Linked DNA regions of Homo sapiens: region 1 is linked to region 2. A link is a loop called in an ENCODE intact Hi-C map of the cell type or tissue named here. Cell type or tissue: CD4-positive, alpha-beta T cell. All regions are shown on one strand. Region 1 holds the start of FAM133B (family with sequence similarity 133 member B). Region 2 holds the start of BET1 (Bet1 golgi vesicular membrane trafficking protein).

The links. Peaks named below come from ENCODE experiments on the same cell type or tissue, not always from the same donor. Only the 100,000 strongest peaks of a DNase experiment are listed, where the experiment ranks them.
Region 1: it touches region 2 in a loop (9-fold over the local background); 2 of 110 quality-filtered maps call a loop at or near these places.

What each region holds. Positions count from the first base shown.
Region 1 is chr7:92,588,168-92,592,167 of GRCh38, reverse strand. FAM133B (family with sequence similarity 133 member B) reads left to right here and starts at 1,778. Exons shown (of 11, transcript NM_152789.4): 1 at 1,778-1,900. The coding sequence starts at 1,877. LOC105375397 (a long non-coding RNA gene) reads left to right here. Exons shown (of 3, transcript XR_927744.3): 3 at 20-148. RefSeq lists enhancers at 1,621-1,900, 1,991-2,050. In CD4-positive, alpha-beta T cell, CTCF peaks have their summits at 1,526 and 1,729; DNase peaks (open chromatin) are centred at 1,727 and 2,057; H3K4me3 peaks cover 2,310 bases; H3K27ac peaks cover 1,132 bases.
Region 2 is chr7:94,002,059-94,006,058 of GRCh38, reverse strand. It overlaps BET1 (Bet1 golgi vesicular membrane trafficking protein), which reads left to right and starts at 1,704. Exons shown (of 4, transcript NM_005868.6): 1 at 1,704-1,861. The coding sequence starts at 1,843. RefSeq lists enhancers at 1,138-1,767, 1,778-1,827, 1,282-1,887, 1,888-2,494. In CD4-positive, alpha-beta T cell, no CTCF peak of the experiment used is centred here; a DNase peak (open chromatin) is centred at 1,668; H3K4me3 peaks cover 1,709 bases; H3K27ac peaks cover 611 bases.

The DNA of each region.
Region 1 (4,000 bases), 1.4 Mb after region 2:
TGTTTCTCTGTCCCCCCAGGGATTCACGTTTCATCCAGGAGGGGTTGTGTACACTCGCAGAGAGAGAGAGACTTCTAAAGGAAACACAACCTTTCTGTTGACTTATACCATATTTTTAAAAATCTCTGTGTTCTGTACAATCAGCCAACCAAGGAAGTGAAAGGTAAGAAGGAGCTGAAGAGGGAAAAAAAAAACTATATTCTCTCACAGGTATTATCATGCTTATCATGTTGGAGTATTAAAAATAATATCTGTCAAATGCCTAGAATATTTAAAACATGAAAAATAAGCCAGGAAAGAAAGAATAACTTAATATTAATAGGTTCTCCTCTTCCTCTTGTGTATAAAAAGAAGCCTGTCTTCAGTCAGAGTCCCCAGCTTAAGTCGGGGGTAATGGAGGAGGAGGAGAAATGAGAGACTGGAGGCCTCATTTTGGAAAGTGGGTTACTGAGGAAGAATCAACACTTAGTAGGGAGCAGAACCACCAAGGACTGCATGTGAGAGTTTGGAAAAGTTTTGAGACAGAAGATGGTAGTTGGGAGCATCTGTCATATAGTGTAGCATGAAAAATGCAGGGAGGGAGGGAGGCAGAGATCGGGAAAGATGATTTTAAAGCATGTTCTTGTATGTAATTAGTGTAATTCCCATTTTGCCATTTCCAAGAGTCCGGAGAAGATCCTAATTGATTTTCAACTACTTCCTAATGATACTTGCTAAGATGAACCCAGAGGGGTCGCTTTATCTATAAATACTTACTAAATATGATTATCTTCTCTGGAGCCCAGATCATCTTCCTTAAAGTTGCAGTGCAGTAGTGCCAATATTACGATATGCTATGCAGTAAAGTTGGCCCTGTGTGTGTTTATTGCCCTTACGAGTTTATAAACAGGCTCCTTGACGATAGGGATTTTTCTTAATCATCTTTGTGCCCTACCCAGCTCCAGCTTCCAGCCACCCAGTTAGTGAAAACTGTACAAACTACATGTTCAAAAATTAGTGTGAAATGAATGCACAGGTGATGAATGAATGGGATTGAAATTAAAGGGTGATTTCGTTAGCAGCGTCTATGACAGCACTGCCTTTCCCCCCACCAGCTGATGGGCTCCGTGAGGGACCAAGGCTCTTTGGTCCTCACTTTGTCCCCAGCACTTGCACTCTGTCAAGCACAAAATAAGCATCGGGAGAATCTTTGTGTCCCCTCGAATGAGTATTTCAGTGTATCAAGAATGGAAGAAAGGCCAAGCGCAGTGGCTCATGCCTGTAATCCCAGCACTTTGGGTCGAGGCGGGCGGATCACTTGAGGTCAGGAGTTATAGACCAGCCTGGCCAACGTGGTAAAACCCTGTCTCTACTAAAAATACAAAAAATTTAGCCCGGCGTGTTGACGGCCGCCTGTAATCTCAGCTACTCGGGATGCTGAGGCAGGAAAATCGCTTGAACCCGGGAGGTGGAGGCTGCAGTGAGCCTAGATCGTGCCACTGCACTCCAGCCTGGGCGACGGAGCGAGAGTCTGTCTAAAAAAAAAAAAAAAAAAAAAAAAAAAAAAAAGAATGGAAGAAAGCAAAACAATCCAAGGCCAAACTGAAGCGAGCTGCCTTGGTGGGGCTCCGGTGCAGAAGCGCAGCGTCGCCTGCTCTTGGGTGCCTAATGAACGACCGGACTCCTGCAGGCGCTCCGCCAACTGCAGCGATCTCTGGAGCCGGCCTGTCCTCCACAGAGATAGGGGGCGCTGTAGCAGAGCGCGGCCGTCGAGTCCGCGTGGTGCCGCTCTCTAGGCGGAGTGGGGAGGCGGCAAGAGGACCTGCGGCAGGCCCTCTTCGGCAGTCTCTCCGGCCCGGTTTCCCTCGGCGTGCTACTGTGCGCTCGATCCAGCACCATGGGGAAGCGGGACAATCGGGTGGTGAGTACTCAGCCGGGAAAACAGTGGGGCGACGCAGGGCCCGGCGGCAGGACAGCGAGAACCCTCGCTGTTCCCGGCCGGGCCGGAGGGCAAGCGGCAGCCCTCAGACGTGGGGCCTGGAGACCCAGCACCCTCCGCCGATCCCAGATGCGCGTGCGCCGCGCACGCAGTTGGCGCTTTAGGGTTCCCAGCTCTCTCTTGCCCGCCCCTTTTTTCTTCCCTCACCTCGTCGCTCTTTCTGGCGCTGCTGGTTTGCACTCTTGCCTGCTGTACGCGGGCCCCCAGTGCCCACTTAGAACCGCGAGGGCTCGGGGAACCCCCCCCACACCTGGCCCCGCCATGTAACTCCGAAGACTTAGGCCCTTGGACGCATCCGACTCACCCGCCCCTTGGTATCGGCCGCCCCAGGTCCGCACCCCTCTCCTGCGCACCCAAGTGGGAGGGAGGCACAGAGGCCTCGACGCGGTCCCTGTGCCGGAGAGCCAGCAGCGCGCCTGGTTTTAGCGACAAGCAGGCTCCCGTTTGAAAATGGGATGGCAGCATTTGCTTTCGTGTCTCCAGCGCCCTGTAGGACCTGGCCCCCATAGACACTGTGAGGGAATGAATGGCGTGAAAATAGTTGGCTTTCGAGTCCAACACAAAACTGGAATGTCAGTTTTGTTCCGTCGGAAGTTGGGTGACCTAGAACAAGTTACTTTTCTTCTCTGTGCCGTCGTTTATAAAAGGGGATCATTATTATCTACAACCTTACAGATTAATTGAAATCACAAAAGGCAAGATGTGTGAGCGAGTACTGGGCATGAAAATTATTACTCTAGTGAATGAGATAAAAGAGATGCATAAATAACTTACAGCAGAAAGAGTAGGAAATGGTCCTTGATAGTTGTTAGAGATTCTAAAGGCATTCAAAAGAAAAGGTGCTTTTGAGAAGCGGAGATGGGAGGAAAGTATTCTAGACCGCTGGGGCGGGGAGGGGGCTGAAAAACTCAGGTTATGAATCAGATTGAATGAGTAGTAAACATAATGAAATAACAATAAGCTTAGGTTGCAGCCTGACAATTTCTGGGCTTGCCTGTGACAAAGTTTTAGCCACTGAGTAGCAAAATGAGGAAAATGCACGTAAAACGAATGTGCTACGTTTCTTGAACTCGCTTTTTTATTCAACAATTATTTGCAAGCTGTGTGTGTCTCACACCAAAGGAGACTTAACATTTACGAAATGATGACACTTGCCATCTGTAGTAGCCAGTTCTTGCATGGCTTTTATAAAGAAAAACCTGAGGCTGGGTAATTTATAAAGAAAAGTGTTTAATTGGCTCACGGTTCTATGGGCTGTACAGGAAGCTTAGCGGCATCTGCTTCTGGGGAGGCCTCAGGGAGCTGTTACTCATGGTGGAAGGCAAAGCAGGAGCAGGCGTCTTACATGGCAGGAGCGGGACCAAGAGAGGGACGGGGAGAGTTGCTACACAGTTTTAAACAACCGCATCTGTTGAGAAATCATCTCTATGCAGTGCTGGGGAGAGGAGGATGCTAAGCCATTCATGAGAACTCCGCCCCCATGATCCAGTCACCTCCCACCAGGCCCCACCTCCAACATTGGGGATTACAATTCGACATGAGATTTGGGCGGGGACACAGATCCAAACCATTTCACCATCTTAAAAACTTTGTAGTTCTGTATAGTCTTTATAATGGAAAATGTCTAGGAACCACTGTGGTAGTGAATCTTGATTACAAGATAGCGGGTTGTTCTTTCTCCTGGCTGTAGGTGAGACTTTGTTGTGCTATCTTGATTGTCATGGCGTTGAAATTATGTAGCATAACACCATTTCAGCATAGGAGCATCCTTAGGTGTTTGAGTATTTTGGGCTCTTCTAATACCCTTGGGCCTTGAATGTTTAGAGATCACCTGACCTTGGATGCAGTTTCATATACAGACCTAAAATGTTTCATATTACTGAAAAAACGTTTTGGTTGAAACATTCCTCTAAAACATTTGAAAAACTTACCAAATTAGCTTCATTTACTAGAACATTTTGATAGCTCTGGGCTCTACTTACTACTTTTGGTATGCAGCTATGGCACAGAGTATTCTGGTAA
Region 2 (4,000 bases):
ATCGCTAATGTCAACTATGGTCACATTTAATAATTCTTTTTCTGCACATTGAGTTCATTTTTCCTGCCTCTTCCTTTGAGTGCAAATTTTTTTCAGATGACATTATCCTAATTTGATACTAGCAACGTTAGCTAAAAACAATAATTGGATTTTTTAGGTAACAACTTCAATATGAACTAGCTTTGCCTTACTTCAGTTATATTCTTAGTACATTATATATGTTTTCCTTTTAACTACATTTCATTCTTATGTCTTCCTACCATGTAAAGGAAGCAGTATATTTTATGTAATCTAAATGATTAGTTCTAGTAAATATTACCATATTTTCAAAAATAACGATTTCTACATTTCCATCAGCAAGCCTTCTGTAAGGCAATTTTTAAACGTTTTAATTATAGAACATGCATTTTTTTAACCAAAGGACTGTCACAGATTTTAAGTTATAAAGGGATACCTAGCTATCATTTCTTTTATTGAATCTCCATCTTTTATTTGTAATAATTGTCCCTGATATTATGCTTATTTAATTTCATTGCTTTTAGAAAATGGCGGTTTTATTTTAATGATTTTTTTCTATCAAAACACTATTGGATAAAGCCTCCTTCCCAGGTTAATAACTCTTATTAAAAATTGTTTTCATGTGTTTTTTACAAAAGCAACTTAACGCAGAGACTTATGCCAGTATTATAGTCAATGTTAATAATGTCCTGGGAAACTATGAGGAAACGCTAAATGATCAAAGATCACATATTCGGAAATCTCTAGTGTGGAGACGATTCCACTGCCATATATACAGCAGCAACAACAAAACCGCAGACACCCAGTGAATTTTGATCACCTACTGTGTATCAGGTTTTTTTGTTTTCCCTTCAAAAACCACGATTTCATCGTATTCTCACGATAAATCCTCTGAGATAAAATGAAATTCTAGGATTAACCTCGATACCAGTAACACCTCCAACTCGCCAACAAGTTTTAAACCCCTAATTGGCACACTGCCTTGTGTAAGCAGTATTTCAATAAGCTTTGTGTAAGTTAAAAAAAAAAAAGTGGGAGAGCGTTTAGGGGTCCTTTGGTCCCCATAACAACTAAAAGTCTTGGTTCTTTCTAGAAGTACAACAGATGCAGTAACAGGGAACTAACTATTCAGTGCCTCTGACCAGATCCCGCAGCCTTTCCTAGTCTGCTCTCATCTGAGCAGGAGTCCTACTCAAAGGAACCTGGTTTTCTTTCCTTTACTGGATACTACAAGGCACAAATCGGTTACTTCTGTGGGTGTCGGATTACTTGTTTGTAAACTGAGAAACCTGGACAAAGTTTTCTCTAACTTTCCCTGAATCGTCTCTGGAGGTGAGAGGGAGTTCGAGGCTAAATCAGGAAAGATACCCCAACCATCCTCTTGTGGGTGGGGAGGAGCAGATCTGCTGGGTTAAACTTGGTGGTCAACAAACTGAAAGCAGCGACCCGCGGGCTGCGAGCGGAACAGCGGGAACGTTGGATCAGAGACCCAGAATCAGAGCCGCAGTCGAAGCCGCCCCCTTTTCCGGACGCCCCGTCCGCTCCTGGAACCGGGTTCACATCACGCCCTCAGCAACACGTTATGCGTTGGTGAACTACATTTCCCAGAATGCCTTTCAACCTTCTTCCCAGGGCTCCAATGAGCGCCGTGGTGACGCCATCATCCGGCGCGGTGTTTAGACTCCACTGATGTCGTGGCGCTTTAGGGGAAGAAGTTGGTGTTTCGCTGGGCCCTGGTACTGAAGACGCGGTCCGGGTCGCCCCTAGCTGTTTCCTACTCACCCAAAGCCCCGCACCCGCCTTTTCTCTCTCTCCTCTGGCAGGATGAGGCGTGCAGGCCTGGGTAAGAAGAGGGCTGAGGTTCGAAGTTCGGGGCCCTAGAACCGGGAGCGCTGGGGCGCGGGAGGAAATCGAACCTGTCTTATGTTCCTGGCATTTGGTCCAAAAAACAGGATGTCTAGAGGGGATCTTTGGGGTCCATGTCGAGTGGAAACACACCATTTGTCCCAGATCTTTGGAATTTCCTTAAGTTTGAGTCAGATTCAAGTTTGGATGGTAGGCTAGAGAAAGTAGTGGACTAGGGGTGGGTGTGTACAGGTGGCATCTCAGTGGTCGAGTGTTTTAGTGTTATTGACTGAGCGTGGTTATGGACGCTGCTATGTTTTCCAAAGCCCGACTCCGGTTTCTGTTTCCCTACTGGCCCTGGATCTTAGTTTCTTCAGAAGCGGAATTTGAAGAGTGGGTGGTTGCACCCAAAGCACGCTAGTAATGGTCGTTAATCTGGTAACAGTGAGTTACAAAGGTAAATGTATGTGTCATTATTGTTAAAGGTCCTGGAACTGGAACTTCTGGGTCAAAGGCGATTTCTTAATCTGAACCTTGTGCCACGGTTAAGGCAGTAGAACGTGGTTAAGGTTTGGCGACTTAACATTTGATCTTTACCTTTGGGGTTAGGAAACTGGCTCATCAGCAAGAATAAGTTAGACACAAGGAATTTTAATGGACCCTTATAGTAACGCACAGCTACTAGAACGGCATTTTCTGGTTCTGAAGCTTTCTCTTAGGACACGATTTTTTTTTTAAAGAAGACCCCGCTAAATTAGAGTGCAGTATACTTCAGAAAATAAATGAAACATTTGAAAAAAGATATTACCTTTCTCAGTCATTATAAGATTGAAAAAAGAAAAAAAAAATCCCCAAAGTGTCAGATATTTAAAGTCAGTGAAAGTTGCCAATAACCGTAGACTTGTTTATTGATCAATAAATTGTAGTATGAGAAAGTTTTTTGTTTTTTTAATGAAGTTTTTATGAATACTTAGATCATAGAAAATGGGGCCAGGTAAATTGAAGAGAAAAAAAAAAGAAATAATTTTGAGCAAGTTTAGCTTTATATGTCTAAATGTTTTTCTTGTTCATCATCCTTAATACCAAAAAAGATTTATTGTGTGCTTGAGTAAGCTCTAGGTATACAGTTGTTTGTTGCCCTGTTTGTGATCCCCAAAGCTTCCAGTCTAGGTGGGGAGTAGGAATATGTGCAAAGATAAATTGTAGTACAAAGTGTCGCTATACATCCAAATACCAGATAAGTTCTACATATAAGGGATGGTCTCAGAGATTTCAGAGATAGATCACTGTGTACTTTGTGGGGAAGATCTTTGTGTATTTGGTGGAGACATAGGAATTTGAAGTAGACCTTGAATAATGGAGAGTGGGGGAAGTGAGTTCCAGATAGGAGGAACTCAAAAGAAGTAAGGGATTATGATTAAGCCAGTTTGGGTGAAGTAGGGGATTCGGGATCACACTGTGGAGATCTTTGCATGCGAGGCCAAAGAGTTTGGATTTCATCAGTAGGCCCCTAGGCCCTTTTGAGTATTTTCCTGCTGCAGTGTGCCATGTTAAATTGCAGGAAAGTGACTTGAGTAATGGTTCTCAGCCCTGACTGTACATTAGAATCCCTTGGGAAGTTTTTAAAGTATTGTTACCTGGACCTCAGCTCAGCCAGTAAAATTAGAATTTCTCCAATTTAGAGCCCACTACCTTCTCCTTTTTTCCTTTTTTTTTCTTTCTTTTTTTTTTTTTTTTAAAAAAAAGCTCTTCTGTGATTGAGAGGAGAAGTAATTACCTAGGTAACTACTATTGCTATAATTTACATTGGTGTGAAGTGACAAAGGCTTTTGTTACACATTTTTTCTTTTCTTTTTTTTTAAAGTATGAATGCATATTGACCTGAAATTTTAAATTTGGGATCATAGTGAATCTGATACATATCCATAGGCAGAAGCTGCCACACTTCACATGAATCTCTAAATGGTTTTGTTAGCTTACTGATAGAACCTATCCAAAAAAGTAGCGTTTATCTAAATAAACAAAGGCTGAGGATGATCTTCAGTACTCACTAGCTTTTTTACAACTTTTCATAGCAGTACACCACCAGAAGAGAAGTGGCTTTGTTTGGAATAGCAATTCTAGCATTTTATTTGGT